Linked DNA regions of Homo sapiens: region 1 is linked to region 2. Evidence: chromatin loops called from intact Hi-C (ENCODE). Cell type or tissue: endothelial cell of umbilical vein. All regions are shown on one strand. Each heading gives the region's core, and the rest is flanking DNA. Links, peaks and the distances in the headings are about the cores only. Region 1 overlaps SLC22A1 (solute carrier family 22 member 1). Region 2 overlaps PRKN (parkin RBR E3 ubiquitin protein ligase).

Evidence for each region. Hi-C counts contacts between places; a loop is a spot of excess contacts. Peaks named below come from ENCODE experiments on the same cell type or tissue, not always from the same donor. Only the 100,000 strongest peaks of a DNase experiment are listed, where the experiment ranks them.
Region 1: it touches region 2 in a loop (12-fold over the local background); 2 of 110 quality-filtered maps call a loop at or near these places.

Annotation. Positions count from the first base shown.
Region 1 is chr6:160,132,462-160,143,699 of GRCh38, forward strand. It overlaps SLC22A1 (solute carrier family 22 member 1), which reads left to right. Exons shown (of 11, transcript NM_003057.3): 4 at 1,496-1,664; 5 at 3,759-3,873; 6 at 4,083-4,189; 7 at 7,192-7,406; 8 at 11,080-11,188. Among named protein-coding and RNA genes, the nearest start is that of SLC22A1, 16 kb to the left of the region's middle. RefSeq lists an enhancer at 1,431-2,630. In endothelial cell of umbilical vein, for the core only: a CTCF peak has its summit at 5,941 (motif pointing right); a DNase peak (open chromatin) is centred at 5,950.
Region 2 is chr6:161,367,678-161,378,915 of GRCh38, forward strand. The region is part of intron 10 of PRKN (parkin RBR E3 ubiquitin protein ligase); the gene reads right to left. Among named protein-coding and RNA genes, the nearest start is that of AGPAT4, 99 kb to the left of the region's middle. RefSeq lists enhancers at 6,156-6,305, 7,500-8,040. In endothelial cell of umbilical vein, for the core only: CTCF peaks have their summits at 3,327 (motif pointing left) and 6,384 (motif pointing left); DNase peaks (open chromatin) are centred at 3,304 and 6,374.

The sequences.
Region 1 (11,238 bases), core at 1,278-9,277, 1.2 Mb before region 2:
GGGTCAAGGAGCTTGCGGGGCACCAGTTCCTTGTATTTATGTGACTAGGGCAGGACATGGGCTAGAATGGCCTCCTCTCTTTTTGTGTCTGAGACACTTAAATTATCACTTAGATTACTGACCTATTAATCAACTAATCTATTTGGGGAACAAAAAGACCCCATGCTGATGTGCTCACAGCAGTCAGGATGGGGTGCAGAAGAGGAGATAAGTGAGAGAATATTCTAGCATTTTACATAAGAAAGAACCAGCAACTCCTTAAAATAAATACAGCAAACTTGACGGGCTTGAATGGCACTCAAGAATTAGGAAAGAAAACAGGAGCAAATAAAATAAGGATTGTGAAAATCAGGATTTTGAAAAAGTTGAAGTATAAACCAACATGAGGAGTTTTACATATCAGCCTTTTTTTCCCTTTCAAATATTCTAAGGTTAAGAATACAAAACAAAAAACCCTTTCCGGGAGGAATGCAGCCTAAGAGTCATCTGTACTTCCCCAGGCCAGGGCACGGCAGCCAGCAGTGAGGATGAGCCACACTTTTACTCATTTGTGGGGGAGAAAAAAGAAATAGCCTGTCTTTTCATCTTTGAAAACAAGGTGCTATCACTTGGCATTCTGAGAACTCATTCACTAGGGCCAAGAGGATCCACGTTCCCGCCTTGAGAAGCCATGAGCAGCCTGGTGAAGCTGAGCTGGCTCAGCCCCATGCGTGTGGAGCCTGTGACAGCCTCTGCTGCTAGGCACCGTCCCACACATGGTTTGGGGGGTCTGACCCGGGGCCACATCCACGCTCCAACACCACCCGCAGCCCCTCCACCCACGACTCCCCTGACTTCCTTTTCCCCTTTTCATTTTTGTTCCCGTTACACGTATCACGCTCTAACATAGGATTGCATTCTCTTATCTGTGATGTGGAGCGTCTGCCAAATGAGGTCTCCCAGGGCAGGACTCTACCTCCTATGCTTAACGATGTGCCTCAGACACCCCGCACAGTACCAGGTCCCCAGGAGGCACTCAAAGATATTTGCTAAATGAATGAACACCCCTGGGGTCCTGACAAATATTCCAGCTGAGTCTGGAGCTTCTCGAGGAAGGCGTTGGGGAGGAGAGGCCAGTGGACTGAGTCCTGAAGCAGGCAGAGGGGAGTGCAGATGGTAAAGGAGCAGACGCGGAAAGCGACGGTCAGGGAAAAGCCAGAGAGCCAAGCAGCCTGGTGGATCTCCGGGGCCTTGGTTTGATGGGTCCGGGGCCCCGGTTTGATGGGTCCGGGGCCCCAGAGAGAAGGGGAGGCGTGAGCGCGGCTGTGGTTTGCGGGAAGGAGAAATGGGAGACACACAAGAGAGAAGCCTGGGAGCAGGTGAGGCTGGGCAAGGCCGGGTGGGAGCTTCCCGCGGGGAGACAAGCTGGACTGGGGCCCCGAGCTTCTGAACGCACGGCGTCGGGCTCCTGGGCTCCTGCAAGGAACCCGCATAACGTCCACACCTCCTGTTTCAGTCACAGAATTTGTTGGCTCGGGCTCCAGAAGAACGGTGGCGATCATGTACCAGATGGCCTTCACGGTGGGGCTGGTGGCGCTTACCGGGCTGGCCTACGCCCTGCCTCACTGGCGCTGGCTGCAGCTGGCAGTCTCCCTGCCCACCTTCCTCTTCCTGCTCTACTACTGGTGAGGCCCTTCCTCCTGCCTACGGGGAAGGGGCGCCGGCCACCCCTCTGGCTGCGCTTTCTGTCCTCTCGAGGGACCAGTCTCTTGGAGTGGGGGGCGCCTACAGGCCGTCTTCCAAAGGCCATGGTGTCCACATGCATAACGCATGGGGCTGCGCGGAGCCCGGCGCTTCCCACACTCATGACGCATAGGGATGAGCTGGTCCCGGGGTTTCCCACACGCATGACGCATAGGGATGAGCTGGTCCCGGGGTTTCCGACACGCATGACGCATAGGGATGAGCTGGTCCCGGGGTTTCCCACACGCATGACGCATAGGGATGAGCTGGTCCCGGGGTTTCCCACACGCATGATGCATAGGGATGAGGGGAGCCTGGGGCTTCCCACATGCATGATGCATAGGGATGAGCAGAGCCCGGGGTTTCCCACATGCATGATGCATAGGGATGAGCAGAGCCCGGGGTTTCCCACACGCATGATGCATAGGGCTGCACAGAGCCCGGGGTTTCCCACAGGCATGATGCATAGGGCTGCACAGAGCCTGGGGTTTCCCACACGCATATCGCATGGGGCTGCGTGGAGCCAGCGCTTCCCACCGCTTGTACTGTTCAGGTTGTTCTGTTATTACCAGGCGGCCCAGGTTACATGTGGAGCTTTCCTCAGACAAAGCCTCTTTAGATAGGTTCCCCCAGATAAAGGTGGGCCATGCCAAGAGTCGGACAGAAATCCAGGAAAACTCAGGGCCTCAGCATGTGCACTTTCCAGAAACACAAGGCTGAACCTCACTCCCGGGTGAAGGAGGCAGCTTTTTGAGGGTTGCTCAGTGGCCTTGGGAAATCTGTATCAGCGTCCAGTGGTAGGAAAGGCTCCACAGGTGGCAATCCCACTGCAATGGCTACCACTCCCGAGAGTCCCCTAGAGTCCGTCCCAGGGGTGCTGGCATGAAGTCAGATGCTCTGTTATCTTCTTGATCCTCTCCCTCTTCCCCCTCTTCTCTTCCTCTCTGCTGTCATCTCTGCTCTTCTCCCACTTCTTCATTTTTATAGTACTATTGGTATTATTATTAAGACACTGAAATACCTCTCATCTAGCCATAGAGCAGGCATTTGATCTTGATTGAATGAATGAGTGACAGAATGAAGGAACAACAGGCCTGCTCAATGCAACCTTCTCTGGGGACTGTGTACCCTGAGCCATTATGACACAGAATCAGTCCAAACAAGGTGTTAATCATATTAGCTGTGAGTGCTTCGCAGAGTCTGAAGGGCAAAGAACTCCACAGGTCAGTTTTTATTGTGGTGGAGGGAAGAGGGGGTAGCAGAAAGGTCCACAGAGAGGAATTTCTCATCCCTCCACCTTTTGTCTTAGTTTTGCTGAGAGCAGACCTCATCTGTGGGTGGCACTAGAGTTAACCCAGTCTCTCTAAATGAAAGAGTTGTACACGTATGGCCAGGGAGTTCTGAGGAGCCTGCCCTTCCCCTGCCTCGTCCTTGTGAAACAGGGATCTCTCCAGCAGAAAGGCAAATTCTGCATGCTCAGGCAGGGTGAGGCAGTCAATGCCGGCCAGCTTTCAGAAGACCCTTATGCCAGAGAGGCCCAGTCTTTGAGTTGTACCCTCCTCGTCCCATTTGAAATAGACAGCATGGTGTTGATTTGATTTTAAAGGACAGTAAATACATTTTATTTTGTTTGAGAAATATTTTGAGAAGTGTTCAACAGCCCTTGTATTGCCTGGAGATGTCCTGGTGTCATCGGGTAATATACATGGAGCATCTGCTCTGTGAGTGTTTTCCGTGGGGGACAAAGGCTGCCCCAGGAGAGATGAGGCCCCTGCTGCACAGAAGGAAGGCTACATAGGAAGCGATGGCTCCCTTTTGGTCTATAAATCTTAGGTGACACTAGGAGTCTGAGTGACCCACAGAGCTGTGACCTGGGCCACATGGGCTAGCGCACAGTGACCCCAGGTCCTCATCCTCTTGAGGGATTACAGCCCCAACGTGGGGAGGGCAGGCTGCACTGAGCAACAGCATCACCCCGCTCAGGGCTGAACGTCAGACCGAGGAAAATGCCAGATAGTGATGAGTGGTGTTCGCAGGTGTGTGCCGGAGTCCCCTCGGTGGCTGTTATCACAAAAAAGAAACACTGAAGCAATAAAGATAATGGACCACATCGCTCAAAAGAATGGGAAGTTGCCTCCTGCTGATTTAAAGGTGAAATCTAGGAAGGGGTATCTCACATCACTGAATCTGGGGCTGGGTTCTGGTGCAGATTCGTCTGGGGCTGCCAGGGGAAAGAGCAGAACTGTGCCCCTTGTCATGGGTGTGAAGCACGGTGGTGGCAAGGCTCACCTCCCCAGGGGCTCCCAGGTGGCTCTGCTCATGACAGCGTGAGTGTGGCTGATGCTCTCCCTCCCTCCTAGATGCTTTCCCTCGAAGAGGATGTCACCGAAAAGCTGAGCCCTTCATTTGCAGACCTGTTCCGCACGCCGCGCCTGAGGAAGCGCACCTTCATCCTGATGTACCTGTGGTGAGGGGCGTTCCTGTGCGTCTCTCCAGGCAGAATCAGCACGCTCGCCCAAGCACTGGGCTATAGATTAGAGACAGTGGAATACTCAGGTGGAAAAAGAGAAAGGGAAAAAGAATTGTAATATAGTTGTGAGTGGTCAAAGAGCTCTTTTTGTTTCTCCCTTGGGGATTGAATAATAAGGAAAAGGCTTCATTTTAGTGAGGAGCATTTGTTACCTTTGGGAGATCACCAGTGGGATGAGAGAAATAGGATAAAGGGTTATCGGGGCTGCCTCCGTTCCACATGGTCTCATCTTCTGGGAATAGCCAAGTCTTGACTCGGCGTCAGAAGGTGGATGAGAGCTCCTGGAGCGTTCGAGGAGGAAGTTCCATTCCTCATATCTAAACACCCTAGAGACCCTACCTGAGCATCTCTGTGCATTTGTTACCTATTGACTAGAGAACGCACACCCACATGGACCCACGCACACACGCTTTGCACATTCCAGGGGTCTGCATGCTCCCCCAGCTGCTGTCACGAGCAGGAATCCCCTGCCCTGCTCCCTAGGAGGATGCTGGCTCACCTCCTCCGCACAAGGGCTTTCCCCTCAGCATACAGTGAGGGCCCCCCAACTGCACTCTGGGCCTGGCCCCTTCAGCGGGAGCAGCTCCGCTACCCAGGCACACTTGTTTGCTCTTCTATGTGAGGTTTTATTGGAACAAAGAGTTTGTAGTAAGTCAGTGCCTGGCATATTGCAGACCCTAAATCAATATTTGCTGAAAGTTGAATGAGTAAACACTGTGCCCCAGAATCTGTCCAGGTTCAGTGTGTCCTGTCCTGCCTCAACCTTCACCCTCCCTGTCTCCGAGTTTGCCGCTGGGGTCCTGCACCCAGCCACATGCTGGGCCCGTGAACCTTTGCAAATAGCCCCATGTACCTGGTGGGTTTCCATGGATACTCAGTGTTGAACTCAGCATGGAGGCTGGGACTGGCCGCTGCAGTGGAAGTAACTGCCCGCTCTGCTACGCTGTTCAGCTCCCCTCCCCAGCTCCGAGACTCCCCACAAGGCAGTGTTCTTGACTCTTCTGTTCTGTTACCCCCACATCCAGTCCTCTGGCAAGTTCCATCAACTGGCTTGGAAATGCCTTCAGAACCTGCTGCCTCCCATCTTGGGCACCCTGGGTTCCCTTGCTGGGGTTGTAGTAGCCCTGTCCTTGGCACTAATTCTTTGTATAAATGTCAGCTGTCTCATGGACAGTTCTGCAGCATCTCTTACCTGCATTACTGTAGGCACCTTCTGGGTGGCCTGCTGGCTTTACCCATGCCCCTCGGTGCTCCACAAAGCAGGCAAAGGCATCCCTTAGAGCTCAACAGACCTTGTCTCTCCCTGTTTACCCTCTGCTGGCTTCCTAATCACTGAGAATAAAGCCAGATCCTTTTCTGTGGCCCACAAGGCCTCACGCCTTTGGCCCCTGAACGCCCTTTTCTACTGTCCTGCTGGTTGTCATGACTGAGACTCGAAAGGTCTGTCCACCATGTCCTGGCTGTGTGACCTTCCAAAGGGCCTTAATCTCTCCGTGACTCAATTTCCCCCTCAGTAATGGGAGAAGTGATAGTACCTATCTCACAGATGTGTTGGGAGGATTAAGGAGATTATATGTGTAAATGACATAGAAGAGGGTACAGCATCCATGCAGGAAATGTTCAATGTCAATGTGGTTTTTTTTGTTATTTTAATACACACATGCAATTCATGAGCTCTGCCCACAGGTGGCAGCCCGGCACATTTGTTAACTGGCTTGTTGACAGGAAAATCAAGGTTACACGTTCCTTTCTCTTAAACCAGTTTCTTTATCAGTAATATGACTGCTGTCTTTAACTGGCTAAATGGTACAGAGGCACTCAGGCTAACCTCAACTCCTTGAGTTGCAGGCAAGCACCTTGTTTCTTGTTCTCTTGACCCTTTGTCCAATCAGGAATAATTTAGGACTAGAAACAAAAGCATCCCAATGCTTCTTTAGGCGAAATTTTATCAAAGAAGGATACATTCCTTAGCAACATGCATTTTCATCTCAGTTTTGGAGCTGATAGGCAATCTGCATGCTGGGATGAGACAGTAATTTCTTATTGACCCAAATCTGTTCTCACAATGTAAATATGACTGTAAAAGCTTTCTAGCTTCCAAATGATATTTTCCCCCCGAAGTGACACATGAGGCACCCTACATTTTGGCTCAGGTGAGAGTGATTTAGCTAGGCCTCGGGTCTGTGTGCCATATGCTGTAATGTTGCTACATTTTCTCAAATATGGACGGAGGGGGTGTGCAGTGAATGGAAGAGCGTAGGTGAATCAATAGCGCCCACTAAGGACAGCACAGTAAAGGGCCGGGAATGCCATGGTGCGGTTGGAAAGACCTGGCCCATGCCTCTGTCTGTTGTGCCCTGAGTCTTCTGAGTGCCCTGAGTGCATACTGTGTGCTGGGAACTATAATTGGCACTTTTGTACGCTAATTCAGTGAGTACTCAAGACAAACAGATGTGGGAGGTACTATTACAATCCCATTTACAGACGAGGGAACTGAGGCCCAGAGAGGTTAGTTAACTTCCTCAAGGTGACACAGCTCATAAAGCAATCCGACACCTGGCCCCTTACTTCCTGGTCTCTCCTGCCCACCTCCTCGTAGGCCTGTTGGGGTGTCAGATGAGGTACGCACGTGCAGGGCTTGGTGCAGAACCAGACATTTAAATCTGCAGTGAACAGTAGCCATCCTCACGTGCAGTCTCCAGGAGACTTGGAGGCATATCCTACAAGTCAGACTCTCACATCTATCATGAAAAAAATGTATCATTGGGGCCCTTCTAGGACACTCTTTCTCATTTTTACTCCCCTCTTCTCATATTGCTCTAGGGCATTCTAAACCCAGTGATTCATGCTCTTTCTCCATCTGCGAGGGGCTTTTTTTTTTTTTTTTTTTCTTCAGTCTCTGACTCATGCCTTTGACTTGAAACCTCCTCTTGGCTCAGGTTCACGGACTCTGTGCTCTATCAGGGGCTCATCCTGCACATGGGCGCCACCAGCGGGAACCTCTACCTGGATTTCCTTTACTCCGCTCTGGTCGAAATCCCGGGGGCCTTCATAGCCCTCATCACCATTGACCGCGTGGGCCGCATCTACCCCATGGCCATGTCAAATTTGTTGGCGGGGGCAGCCTGCCTCGTCATGATTTTTATCTCACCTGGTAAGTTGGTAAGTTGTCTGCTTTCATCATTTCCCAGGCAATCGAAGTGTGGGGAAAGTGTTGTGACTCTTTGATAAGCCTCTGGAATGAGAACAAAGATGAGGTGCTACCTTTGTCTACAAAGTTTTTTTAGATTTTAAATTGAGGGGCCGTGCACAGTGGCTCATGCCTGTAATCACAGTACTTTGAGAAGCCAAGGCAGGTGGATCACCTGAGGTCAGGAGTTCAAGACCAGCCTGGCCAACATGGTGAAACCCCATCTCTACTAAAAATACAAAATTAGCCGGGCTTGGTGGCGGGCGCCTGTAATCCCAGCTACTTGGGAGGCTGCTTGAACCCAGGAGGCGGAGGTTGCAGTGAGCCGAGATCGCACACTCCAGCTTGGGAGACAGAGTACAACTCCATCTCCCAAAAAACAAACAAACAAACAAACAAAAAAACCCCCAAAAACAGCAAAAAAAAAAAAAATTAAATTGAGTTTTAACATACATACAATCAGCAAACTATAAGTGCATGACTCCATGAGTTTTTAAAAATGTGTACACCCGGGCAGCATGATCCACGTAAAGATGGGGAACCTTTCCAACTTCTCCAAAGCCTCCCTCAGGCTCCTTCACAACAACCCCTGCCACCCCTCCAAGGTCACCACTACTCTGCCCTTTGTCAGCACAGATTGTGCCTGTTCTTGAGCTTCATATAGATGGCACCATACCAAATATACTGTTTTTGTTATTGTTGTTGTGTTTTGAGACAGAATCTTGCTCTGTTATTCAGGCTGGAGTTCAGTGGTGCAATCACAGCTCACTGCAACCTTGAACTCTTGGGCTCAAGGGATCCTCCCGCCTCAGCCTCCTCAGTAGCTGGGACTACAGGCGTGAGCCACTATGCCCGGTTAATGTTTTTATTTTTTGTAGAGATGGGGTCTTACTATGTTGCCCAAGCTGGTCTCAAACTCCTGGGCTCAAGCAATCCTCCCACCTCAGCCTTTCAAAGTGTTGGGATTATAGGCATGAGCCATTCATCATTGCACCTATGAGACCCACCCATGTTGTCACATGAGAGTGTAGTTGGTACTTCAAACAAAATTATTGTGTAGGATTCCACTGTATGAATATGACACTCTGCATCCCTTCCACTGTTGATTGTCACTTGTGTTGCTTCCAATGTTTGCCACTTATTGGGACTAAAATCATCCTTGCACGTATCTTTGGGCAGGCACATGCTTTCATTTCCCTTGGGTACAGGTCTGTGAGTACACTTGCTGGGTCCCAGGGAGGCATATGTTTAGCTCTAGCAGACACTGCCAAACAGCTTTCCAAAGTGGTTAGACCATTTTATACTCCTCCCAGGAACACATGGGAGCTCCGATTACTCCAGATCCTCCCAACACTTGATCTGGCTCATCTTTTTAAGAGTGGCCATTTTGGTGGATGTATACTTTAGTCTGTAATTCTTACAATCAAAGATAAACCAAGCTACATTTAAACCTAAAGCAGATTAACTTCAGTCAGTTTTAATTTGAGTACGTAAATTGCCTTTCACATTCATTGCTCTTGGATATGTTGTAAAATAAATACAAGGGCAGATCTGCTCTTTTCTCAGTTTTTACTGCGTGTGCTCTGCACTTGCTGATTTAGTGAGTCATTTTGGCAGGCTTTCGTGCAGGGTATTGTAGAGACTGTTCTGTGAAATCTGTATGCCCAAGAACTAGGCTGTGTAGATCAGGCTGGAAAGAAAAAGGGTTGGGGAAAGAAAGCTCAGTTTTCTTTTCCCTTTTTTTCATGGAGAAAGAACAGAGAACACAGGAAAAGGGGCAGCATGGATCTGAAATAGATTTTGCTCACTTTCTTCCCAATCTCTCTGTTTCTGGAATCCTGGGTAAGATGTGATGGATGGGCATACTTTTAAAAAGTTCACAGCACTGAGTGCCAAGAAGGAGGGCCATCGAGGGCTAAGTCCATTCAGTTGTCACCTGGACAGAGCCCAGGCATCGTCCCCTCCCCAGCCCCCTCCTCCCAGCTCCTGTCCTCCCCTCGTCCCTCTGTCTTAGTCCTTATCACATTTTAGGACAGTCATTCATTCAACCCGCAGGAAATATCTCCAGGCCTTCTATATGGCTGGCAGGTATCTAGGTCCTAGGATTTCAACCATGAGCGAAGCAGAGAGAGTTCCTGCTCCATGGAGCTGACATTCCAGAGGGAAAAGAGAAGGATGTCAGTGCTTTCTACAATGGGCACGGGAGGCCTGAAGAGGCCTAAATGAAGTGGGAAGAGCCATGTAAAAATCTGGGGAGAGTTTTCTGACACGTGCAAGGCCCTTGGGGTGAGAAGAATGTGGCATTGGAGGGACTGCTCGGGATCTAGGGACAAGGGTCAGGCGAGCTCGTGGGGAGCAGTGGAGTGAGGCGTGGAGTGAGTTGGGAAGTAGCCAGCTGTGGACTTTATCCCAAGAGTGGTAGGAAACCACTGGTGGCTTTGAGCAGGGGTGGACTTGACCCAACTCCAGTCTGAACTGGGTCCCTCTGGCTGCTGTGATGAGCGGCCCTGGGGGTGCAGAGTGGAGGCATGTTCAGTTCTCTGAGGCCAGGGATGCTGTTTACCTCTGGTCAAGCATCACCAGGCTAAAGACCTGTGAATGAGGACCTCCCTCGAGGCATTGGAGTGAACTCCTTGCCTTTTATCTTTTAGAAGCTAGATGAGGTGTGGTCCTTAACAGAAGGCTCAGCTTGGCTTCTCTATCAGGGCTGAGAGCTCCAGGAGGCAGAGAGACTGTGTTGCACCCATGAGACGGGTGAGGGGCACTCTCATTTGGACCCTCACACTGGCTGAGTGAGATGATACAAGATTTCCATAAATAGCCAGTATCTGGGGACAAGGGTCAAGCTGACATCGTGTCTGTGACCCCAGAGGCCTTTATAGTGAGCTGGTGTGTCACAGGGTTACTTGCATTTCAGTGCTGGGGGTAACCCATGCAGAGCAGATGATGGTGGTTATTAAGGATCTGAGCTTCTTTCCAATGAAGCCAAATTCTTTGATCATTCTCAATAGGGAGAGGGCTTTCTGGGCCTTCAGGTGGTCGAGAACCCCACAGCAGCCTGCCAGCGTGAAACAAGGGCTCGCTTCCCTCATTCTCAGCCTCTGAGACTATTATGAAAGGTGTTTTGGTTAAAACTGTATTGGAAACAAATATTAAATTGAGGATTAGAAATCTGTTTTGTTAGTTTGAGAACTACTACTAGAGGGATTATGTTTATTGAGTGCTTTCTGTGTTTCAGGCACTGAACTAGAATGGATACTATCATATAATAAATAAAAAGCCAACTTTAAAATTCTGTGGTCACAGTGGACATTTGACATACATCAGCTCTAAGTCTCATGATGATCTATAAGCTGGGTGTCATTATTCCCATTTTACAGCCCAGGAAACCAAGCTGAGATTCAAAAAGCCCATTCTTTCCCCTGTTCAATGGAGTCTTCTTGAATATGTCATCGTCAACTCCCCAAATCTCTTGAGACTCAGTTTACTTATCTAAAAATGAAAAAGTTAGATAAGACAAACTTCCAGGCCCCACCAGCTCTAATAGTCCAAGCATGACCCACCATGGCCTCTCACAGTAACTCAGGGAACGAAGCCCCCATCCACCACCCACACCCTCTTTGTACTTCCTTTCCAGACCTGCACTGGTTAAACATCATAATCATGTGTGTTGGCCGAATGGGAATCACCATTGCAATACAAATGATCTGCCTGGTGAATGCTGAGCTGTACCCCACATTCGTCAGGTGAGTGCATGGAACAGGGGTAGCCAGTGAAATGGCTGTGAACCCACCAG
Region 2 (11,238 bases), core at 1,971-9,970:
AGAGCTGTGTAGGCATGGCGCTGGGACAGCTGCAGGGTGTTAGAGGGAGGGGCGGCCGGCGGGTCCGAGACCCTGCTGCCCAGGAGGGGAAGGCTTTGAAGAAGTAAGGACGCTTCTGTTACATGAGGAAGGGCACTGTGCGGCAGGGGCTCTGCCCACATCACAGAATGTAGTAACTGCGCATCCCTGAAGGACGGAGCTTGTCATTAACTATTTCAGCTGGAGAGATCAGTCTCAGAAAACTAAATAACTTCAGACCCAGGCCGCCTGGCCTGCGAGCAGTCGGTTCAGAATCGGAGCCCCGAGCTGCCTGGGTTCATACTCCAGGCCCCTGCAGCCTTGATTTCTTCCTGTCATTATCAAGTCACATGCTACAAAGAGGGCTAAGGGACTAAGGCTAAGATGCTGTCATGGAGATCTGGAAGTCCCCGGGGACTTTTGAGAGCACAGTTTTCAAACAGCTTGTGGCCAGGCGCAGTGGCTCACACCTGTAATCCCAGCACTCTGGGAGGCCAGTGCGACGGTCAGGAGTTCAAGACCAGCCTGCGAAACATGGTGAAACCCTGTCTCTACTAAAAATACATATAATATTTATATATATGTATATATTTATATATATTTATATATATTTGTATATATATTTATATATATTTGTATATATATTTGTATATATATTTGTGTATATATATAGCAACCTCAGTCTTGATATATATATATATATATATATATATGCTGGGCCTGGTGGCGCACACATATAGTCCCAGCTACTCAGGAGGTTGAGGCATGAGAATCACTTGAATCCAGAAGGTGGAGATTGCACCGAGCCGAGCTGGTGCCACTGCAATCCAGACTAGGCGACAGGGCAAGAATCTGTCTCAAAACAACAACAACGAAAGCAACTACCACCACCACCAGCACCCAGCTTGTGGTAAAGACAGTGGGAGAAGCCACCCAGCCCCCCTCCCCTCACTGCAGTGGCTCACCTGCCCTCCACTTGCCTGCTTCCCCTGGCACCAGCACTGCAACTCCACTCCCAGCTGCCCACCCGCCCTTCTGCCCTGGGCCATCGCTGCTGCCTGGCCGGTTCTCCCTTCCCCAACCTGCCGAAAGTGCTTTCAAGAAGGACACCAGGAGGCCACGGCTGCCAAAGCTCATGCCCTTTCTTTGTCATTGTCTCCAACTGTCCCACTGCACCTAACATGTGGGAAAGGGTCACCAAGAAGGCCCTTGGAGTTCCTGCCCTTCTCAGCATCACAGCTCTTCCTGTGCTTCCTATCCTCACCCAGCGGATCCACGGGGAGGGAGGGGAGTCCCAGACCCAGTGACTGCTGCCACTGCTGCCAGCCCCAGGGACCTGGGGGGCAGGAGAAGCAGCTCTATGACACCCCGGGAGTGGGCGGTGCCCAGGCCACTGGTTTAGACCTTTGACTGCCACTTCCGAGAGGGGATTTCTACCAGGAGGAGCACATCTTTGCTTTGCATCCTTCATGAGTGTCTTAATGCTGATGTTTAAATCCTTCTGGAGTGATCTCAAGCAGTGGCTGGGTGCCCACAGGTTCAAGATCACCAAAGCGATTCTAAAAATGATCCCAAGGCTTGTGTCCAGACTCTGGAGATTGGGATTCAGTAGGTCTGTGGCGGGGTACAGAAATTAGAATCCCTAAAAATGCCCTAAGGGGTTGCGAGGGGCGGGAGGTTTGGGAACCATTCATCCTCTGGAGGGCGATTCTCCCTTTGCGCCTGAAGAGGAACATGGTGAGCTGGGTAACTTACCCTCTGTTCCCGCCTTAGTCATCAAGCTCTAAAGCAATGCCTGCTTATTGTGTTGCCAGGAGGGGAAGGTTTTGTTGTGATTCAGCATCACCGCCCGATTGTGCAATAAAGTGTGGCTCTCACGGGGCAGTGTAACTGTTAGGTAATTGCATAGAATTCTGTGCCTGTCTACTGCTCACCCGTGGCAGGAGGAATTGCATGCATGCATGTGTGTACGCACGCGTGGTGGAGGTGGGGGTGGAACAGGACAAGTCTCTCTCCTAATATACTTCATGGCTGAAAATAGCGATTTCATAAATATATATATGAAACATCTATAATATACTTATATATAGATGTTTCATATATATATTTCATATGATTATAGGAAATATATTTCATATACATATAGAGAGAGACAGAGAGAATCAAAATTCCCTCAGAAAGGTAAAGGCATGATCGTCCATCTGTGGCTCAAGAGGAATAACCTCACAAGGGTCATCGTGAGTAAGATCAACACACAAACGGCTTAGCACAGAGCCAGGTGCACCCTGAATGCTAACCGTGTGTTTTCTATGATCACCACCATTATTACTTTGTTATTGTAATCATCACGATCATCTCTAAAGAGATGGGAATATGACCCTGTGGGAGTTTGTACACATGGAAAAGACCACTGAAGGCCTGGATTGGCCTTAAATCTCCTTTAAAAACACAAGTATGGGAGGCCGAGGCAGGAGGAACACTTGAGTCTAGGAGTTCAAGGCCAGACTGGTCAATATAATGAGACCCTGTCTCTATAAACACACACACACACACAAAACTCCACTGGTAAATCAAAATGTACTTATATAGGTTTTAAAAGCTGAATTAGGCTGGGCACGGTGGCTCACACCTGTAATCCCAGCACTTTGGGAGGCCGAGGCGGGTGGATCACGAGGTCAGATCAAACCATCCTGGCTAACACGATGAAACCCCATCTCTACTCAAAATACAAAAAAAAAAAAAAAAAATTAGCCGGGCGTGGTGGCAGGCACCTGTAGTCCCACCTACTTGGGAGGCTGAGATGGGAGAATGACGTGAACCTGGGAGGCAGAGCTTGCAGTGAGCCGAGATCGCGCCACTGCACTCCAGCCTGGGCGACAGAGCAAGACTCTGTGTCAAAAAAAAAAAAAAAAAAAAGCCGAATTAGCGCCTAGGAGACACATTGATATACATTGAAGCTAGAATAACTTAAGGAACTGCATATGTGTTATCTTTCCTGCTTTAAGAGAAACTCATTTGTGACACCTGTGTAGCCAATAATTAGACAAGTCTATTCTAATCCTAAAAATCCATTTAAGCCTGTTTTCCAAAAAAGAGCAGTTGTCATTAATCATGAAAACAGAGTTGGCTTAATTCAGCTATGAATGCTTTCAGGTGAATGACAGCTTTTAAATGTCAGCTTTCTCATCAACGCTCGCCTCTCTTCTCACAAACACTGAAACCTTCCACCTTTGCAGACAGCAGCCTTCCTGGCTCAGTCAAGCAGGTGGGCCAGTTGAGCACTGCTGCGTGTGAGCAGCCCGCCTCCTGCTGGTGAGTAAGAAAATGGCATCACTTTTCAGGGGCCTTGAGCTAGTCAACGTTACTGCTTGGCAACGGGTGTCACCAAAACATGTTTTGTTGTTCTCACATTGTCTTATGACTATCTCTTTTTGGAGAATATGTATATATGTATATATTTAAATGTATTTTGTTATTTTTTTTTTTGAGACGTTGTTTCGCTCCTGTTGCCCAGGCTGGAGTGCAATGGTGAAATCTCCGCTCACTGCAACCTCCACCTCCTGGGTTCAAATGATTCTGCTGCCTCGGCCTCTCAAGTAGCTGGGGTTACAGGTGCCTGCTACCACACCCGGCTACTTGGGAGGCTGAGGGAGGAGACGGAGTTTCACCATGTTGGCCAGGCTAGTTTTGAACTCCTGACCTCAGGTGATCTGCCCGCCTCCGTCTCCCAAAGTGCTTGGATTACAGGTGTGAGCCACTGCGCCCGGCCTATTTTGTTATTTTTTTTAAGAGAAATCATCAGAGTGTTGGGATTTAATGGGGTGTCTAGCCAAGGGCTCCGGGGAATACAAGGCTACACTGTAAGCAATACAAGGCTACTCCACTAAGCTCCAAACTCCCCAAGCCATGCTTTAGAATGCAATTCAGAAGGGCATTTGTTTTTATTTATTTATCTATTTTTGAGACGGAGTTTTGCTCTGTCACCTAGGCTGGAGTGCAATGACACAATCTCGGCTCACTACAACCTCCACCTCCTGGGTTCAAGCGATTCTCATGCCTCAGCCTCCTGAGTAGCTGGGATTACAGGCATGCACCACCCCACCTCGCTAATTTTTGTATTTTTAGTAGAGATGGGATTTCATCACTTTGGCCAGGCTGATCTCGAATTCTTGACCTCAGGTGATCTGCCTGCCTCGGCCTCCCAAAGTGCTGGGATTACAGGCATGAGCCACCATGCCTGGCCCAGAAGGGCATTTTTGACAATGATTCTAACAGTGGTGATTTCTGCTAGGAGTGGAATGTGTGCCAAGTGCCACAGACGAGATCTTACAGAGTCTTGCCCCATGGGGCCCTAAATGCTTCCTAAAGGGGAAGTGAATTAAAATAATATCTATCAACCTATTTTGAGATTAATGGGGGAAATGGAACAACATAAATATTAAGTAGCAGAATTATTAATAGGTACCATTTATTGGTTATTTTAAAAGTGCTTTGTGTTCAACTATTGTTACAAGTTGACATATGGGAAAAATCTACACTTGAGCTAGAAAATATGCTGATTTGTATTTTTGATAATGACATTCTCTAGTTTTTGGTTGGCTTAGGTCAGCAGTGACCAAAATTATCCACATAGATGGGATTCTGAATGCGGAATCATCACTAATAGGATGTGAGAGGGGTCAAAGCCGACCACAGAGCCTACCTTTTGTGCAAAGTATAGTTATTCTGGCACAAAGTAGACTATTATTTTTGCTAGAGTGAATGCAGAAATATTTTCATTCAAGAAACATGTGTTGGGTGTCTAAGATGTGCCAGGCACTGTCCTGGACCCTGGGGATACATCCCAGTAAACAAGAGAGATGACAAATAGCAAGCCAACAATCCCTGCCTTGTGGAGCTTCCCCATTAGCAGAACGGCGGCTCTCAGACCAGCGGCACCGGAAGCGCTTGTGCTGTGGCTCCCCCACTACCCCTCTGGGTCTGAATCCATAGGTCTGGGATTGCGCTCAAGGACTGGCAGTTCAACAAATTCCTAGGTGATGCCGATGTCGCTAGCCTGCAGAGCTTCGGAGAACTACTGCTCGCAGAAGGTCTACATACACTGTGGTCAACAAAGACAGAGAGACCCTATTTTTTTTTTTTTTTTTTTTTTGAGACAGGGTCTCACTCTGTTGCCCAGGCTGGAGTGCTGTGGCAAGATCATAGCTCACTCTAGCCTGGAAATCCTGGGCTCTCGAGTAGCTGGGACTACAGGCACATGCTTCTGTCCTCTGCTGATCTTTAAAAAATATTTTTTGTAGAGATGGGGTCTCACTTTGTTGCCCAGGCTGGTTTCGAATTCTTAGCTTCAAGTGATCCTCCCACCCTGGCCTCCCAAAGTGTGGGGCTGCCGGTGTGAACCACCACACTCGGTAGGGCAGAATTTTTCTCTTCTCTGGGAAACCGAGGTCTTTGCTCGTCAGGCCTTCCATGGACTGGGTGAGGCCCACCCACATTATAGAGGGTCATCTCCTTGACCTCAAAGTTAACTGAGTATAGATGTTAACCACGTCTACAAAAATACCTTCACAGCGACACCTTGACTACTGCTGGTTCCAACAACTGGGCTGTGTGGCCCAGCTACATTGACACAGAAAATTACCCATCACAGCTAGGCTGAAACTCATGTTTAAGACTAGATCTGTTTGACTTCAAGCCCCCTCTGCTTGTCTTGGATTCCTCAGACACGGGTGGGAACACCTAGTCCTTGCTGAAAGAAGGTAAATGCAACCCTGGAGAACAGCAGTGCTGAGCCTAAATGGGCTATGCCTCTGTGCTTACAGGGGTGCTGAGTTTAAACGAGCTATGCCTCTGTGTTTGCAGGGGTGCTGAGTTTAAATGTGCTATACCTCTGTGCTTTGCAGGGGTGATGAGTTAAATGGCCATGCCTCTGTGCTTGCAGGGGTGATGAGTTAAATGGGCTACACCTCTGTGCTTGCGGGGTGCTGAGTTTAAACGGGCTATGCCTCTGTGCTTGCAAGGAACAAGTGTAGAGCAGGTGAACCGTTTTCCTCACACATGGTCAACATGCTTTTCTGTGGAGTGACAATATTTTGTCCCCCCTGCCAGCCCCGTTTTTAATGAAGGAATTATGGGGGCCAGGATCCAGCTGTTAGCTTTTCAAATCTGCACACCTCTCAGAAATGCTCCTCCTGGGGACACAGTCCTTCGATTCCCTCTTGCCTGTTGTCGGCTGGGCCACTATGCAGGCGTGGCTGGGGTGCCTTTCAAAGTGGCGTTCACTCCCTTTTCCCCCAGGTCATTTTATTTTTGTTTCTGGACAAATCCAGCATTTTCCTTAAGGGTTTAGCGCCATCTGGTGCATCAGAGGCGCACTGCAGCTGCTTCCCTCCTGATACTGAGTGGGGTGTGCAGAGAATTGCCAGGGGCGCTTTCCTTTGAGGAGCTCCAAATGCCCGTGGGGTATGCGGTGTGTATGTGAGTGGCGAGTGTGTGCAGTGTTATGTATCTGTGTGTGGTGTGTGTTCTGTGTGTATGTGTGTTGTGTATATGCGTATGCTGTATGTGCAGTGTGTGTGGTGTGTATGTATGTGTGTGTGGTATATGTGGTGCGCGTGTGTTGTGTGTGTAACGCATGGTGTGCATGTTATGTATATGTGTGCGCCGTGTGTGTTGTGTATGTGTGGTGTATGTGGATGTGGTGTGTATGTTTATGTGTGTGTGGTGCATATGTGTGGTGTGTGTGATGGGTGTGTGGTGCATATGGGTGGTGTGTGTGATGGGTGTGTGGTGTGTGTGGTGTGTGTGATGTATGTGTGGTGTGTGTAATGGGTGTGTGGTGCATGTGTGTGGTGTGTGATGTGTGTGTGGTGTGTGTAATGGGTGTGTGGTGCATGTGTGTGGTGTGTGTATGTGTGTATGTGTGTGGCATGTGTGATGTATGTGTGGTGTGTGTGTATGTGTGATGTGTGTTATATATGTGTGGTGTGTATGTGTGATGTGTGCGTTATGTTTATGTGTGTGGCATGTGTGACATATGTGTGGTGTGTGTGTGTGTGTGGTGTGTAGCTGTGACAATAAGTTTCTATAAAAATATTTTCCACATTGCGAACTTGTTCTAGCTGCTTGTTTATGGAGTCTAGTACACAGGGTATACAGGGTATAGACTTGCAAAGTCGGTTCAGAATTTACATTCAGACCTTTTTTACCAACTCTGCTGGGATCCTGAAACCCCTCTGGAATCCAAAAGCCTTCAGGACAGCATCATTTTCAGAGGAGGGTCCCATGTGTCAGGCCAGGCAGGCATCTGGTGGAGGCTGCACTGTGGCCGTGCAGAGGAAGACTCAGGGGACCCGCAGGCTGTGACCCCTACAGGTGAGTGAGCTCAGGGGACCCGCAGGCCGTGACCCCCACAGGTGAGCGAGCTCAGGGGACCCGCAGGCCATGCCCCTCAAGGCAGAACTCCTGGGGGTGGAGGGAACCCCCCGGGGGTGCTGAGGCTCCTGCAGAGGGAGGACGCCCCTGGCCGGAAGCTGCACCCCAGGGAAGTGCGTTGCAGAGCCTTGGTGCTCTGCCGTGCTGGAGTGACAGTCCAGAAGAGAAGAAGGGTTTCTGCAGTGCAGGAGAGCGCTTGGAGAGCCCCAGCCCCAGGTCTGCATGGTCAGGATCGGCCTCCAGGGGCAGGCGTGTGGTGTCACTGTGTGTGTACCCACGCAAGCATGCCTTCACTTGTCTTTCAATCCCAGTCAATCTTATCTTTCCTTTCCTCTCTCCACAGTGCCTGACAGTTTTAGCATTCAGCCTTAAAAACCCAAACCCCCAAGTTTCACCATTTTGTAATACTTTGCAACTTACAAACGGCGAAACACACACTCATTTCATTATTTATAGCTTGGTAGATCTTACTGGCTCTGTGTGGCAGGCGACGAAAAGGCTGTGAGCCTTTGAGCAACTTGCCTGGAAGAGGAGGAAATGAAACCGGGCCTTTGACGACCTGCCAAGGGCCATTTCTGCTGCCCCAGAGCAAACCTTCGCACACAAGCTGAGTGCCTTGGAAACGCACTGCAGAGGGGCGGGTGCTGTCCTGGCACTGACTCAGCTTTTCACAGCGCAAGGCCGAGCCCGAACGACGCGCTGGCTTTAATGGAGATCTGTCGCAGCCGTTCCATCCCATCTGCACATCCACTTAGGCGGCGGGTCCAGGGTCATGGATTCAAGAGAAGTGGCATCAAACCTGCTTTACTTAAACCAACAAGCAGTTCAGAAAATACACTCCCAAATAACCGGGGATCTAGATCTCCGGGAATAATAAATTACACCCATCTCCCAATACTGGGACTGCATTTGTGTGTGAAGGCAGTCAATGGCTGAGAGACGGCTCTGCGGTGAGATGCTGGGGCAAAATAGATCAAAAAAGATCTCAGCTCCCTGGAGCCACTGCTGCTTCAGTGTCCTCCACTGAGGGAGGTGCACCTCCTAGCCTCTCCTGGACTGTAACTCTGAAGGGGTGGGTGTGGGTGTGGGGAGCATGGATAAGGGGCAGTTCGTTGGAGATTGTCAGTCTTGCATCTTGATCGCTGGCTCCAGCCTGGATTCTCCTCTGAGGTGGTCTAGGCATCCACTCCTTTCCCCACTGAACCCCTAGCTGAGATGTCCACAATGAATGTGTGTCTCCCCGAACAACCTGCTTTTGTTTCTGTCTCCTCTTCCAGCCAATGGCACCACCATCGTTCTAAGCTAGACATTCATGCATCAACATTAACCCGTCTCCTCTCATCCTGTCTTCTAATCCACTGCCAAGTTCTGCAGATCCGACCTCAAGCCCATCCCCTCCTCTGTATTCCCTGGCCGGATTCCTGGTGCCTGGTGTGTCTCTGGTTTGGCCCTTTTAGGGGGTGCTCTGCTCTGCTCCCAGTCCCACCACCTTGGGACTGAGGTCACACCGTCACATCACGGCGATAGGGCAGCTCACGCCCAGTGGTGGAGGGTGGATGCGAAGGGCTCACCTCTAGCCTCCTACCTCTGGCTCCCCTCAGTCTTCTGTGGCAACCGCACTGCAGTGGGACTCCACCTCTGCCCAACCCTGCTTCCTTCTCTTCCTGAAGGTGCTGTTGAGAGCACCCCAAGACACTCCCTGCCTGCAAGTCTCAGAGCCTGTTCTCCTGGGAACCTATAACCTGTGGCACTTGGTGCCTGGATAGTCCTAGGAAGCAAACTCTAAAATGGAGTTAGAGCTGGAATCCCTCCCGCCAGTGGCCAAAGAGGAGCCTGTCACTGTTGGAAGAAAGTGCTGGAAGCTCTGAGTGGGGCCCCGAGGAGCAAAGGGCAGGGTCAGGCGGCATGCAAGCGCCCTGTCTCTGCGGCTGTGCACGCAGGCAGACCCTGTGGATTCCAGGTGTCTGTGGAGGGAAAAGAGGTCACGTGGGGCTACCTGCGGGCCAATAAGAGCATCCCAGCAAAGATTTTGGGGGTTCAGCAGCTGAGAACGATGGACCATTTGAAAGAGAGCCCCTGGCACGCTACCGAGCCCTGTGGAGTTGGAGCATCTGTGCAGCAATTGTCATAAGACAGAAGTGGGGCATCTAGGCCCAGGCCCAAGCAGGCCCACGGGGCGTGAGCGAGCTGCACAAGCAGGTCCTCAGACCCCCGTGCCATCCACACCGTGGCATGACTGCCTCTCCTTGGGCTCACAACCATGGCCCCACGGTGGTAGTGGCCGGGCTGGGGAGATTCCTTATGACACACTGAGGGATCCAAGCTTGGTTCACAATTGAGTTAGCTTAACATACGGCTGCAAGCCAAAAATGCACTGTCGCTATCCTGTAATCCTCTTTAGGGTTGAAAGAGTGGTGAGGGGAGACCCTGTCAATAAGCAGAGCCTTGGGCAACGCAACTGCTATGGTCCGAGTGTTTGTGTCTCCCCAGATTCCTATGTCGAAACCTAATCACCAAGGCGGTGGGATTAGGAGGTGAGGCCTTTGCAAGGTGATTGGGTCATAAGTCAGAGCCCTCGGGAATGGGATTAGTGCCCTTATAAAGAGAGGGCATTAACCAGTCACCTCTCATCCTGTGAGGCCCCAGAGAGCTGTCTTGCCCCTTCTACCATGTGAGGGTATAGCTAGAAGACGTCATCTACAAACCAAAAAGTGGTCCCTCATGAGACCCCAAATCTGCTAGTGCATTCATCTTTGACTTCTGAGCCTCCAGAACTGGAAGGAATAAATGTGTGTTGTTTATAAGCCAGCCAGTCTACGGTATTGAGTGACAGCAGCCCAAACAGATGAGGCAGCAGCTGACAGTGGACTGTGTGTGGAAAGGAAAGAGTCCTGAGTTAGGAAGAGATACAAGCTCCTAAGCAGTGGCAAACGTCTTGGCAGCCTCTTTAAGGGCAGGGACAGAGAAAATCTGGAAGACTGAGGACAGGTAAGACAAGGAGCTCTGCAGAGCAGGCACGTGGACAGACCCATGGGAGGGGCAGGACATGTCCGCATGTTTGCACAGCATGGCAGAGCTCACAGGAGAGCACTTCAACAAGCAGATGGAGGGATCCGGCCAGTGGACCACTGCCAGCCTCCGCCACTGGCCACAGCAGTCCTGGGCCAGGGCACTCCCGTGTGGAGGAAGCGTGGTGGTGAGGTGAAGCCCTGCCAGGCCCCCCAGCTCGGGCATCCCCCCATCTGCCACACCGCCAACATTCAACCTGCCGGCAACAAAGAGCGGCACGGAGTCCTGTGTGTCCTCCACTCCTCGAGGAGACCAACTAACTGGCCAGTGGGTGTCAGGTGGATCACAGTGACACCAGGGAAGATGAAGACACTCCATCTTGACAGGAAGTGACTCCTTTTCTGGGTGTGGGTTTGCCTTTCTTGGCAACAGAGCCTCAGCCAGCACTAGCATCTGCAGGCTGCCGGCACCCTGCATGGCACTGCATTGTGTCCCAGTGGGTGCATACCCATGGGAACACTGGTCCTGTCACACATCCTACTGCCCAGAAGCTGTTGACCTGATGAGACGGATGGACCAGGCTTGCACGATGCCGCTGGAGCTGCACTGTGATGTGGGCGCTATCCTCTAAGGTGAGATTTACACTCTGAATCAACAACTACCATGGTGCAGGGTGTGTCTCCAGCAGGTAGAACGCAATGGTTCAGGAATCAAGGGGTGGAAGTAGGGACGGCCCCACTTCTCACTCCCAGTGGTCCACTTGGAGTTTATGCTCTC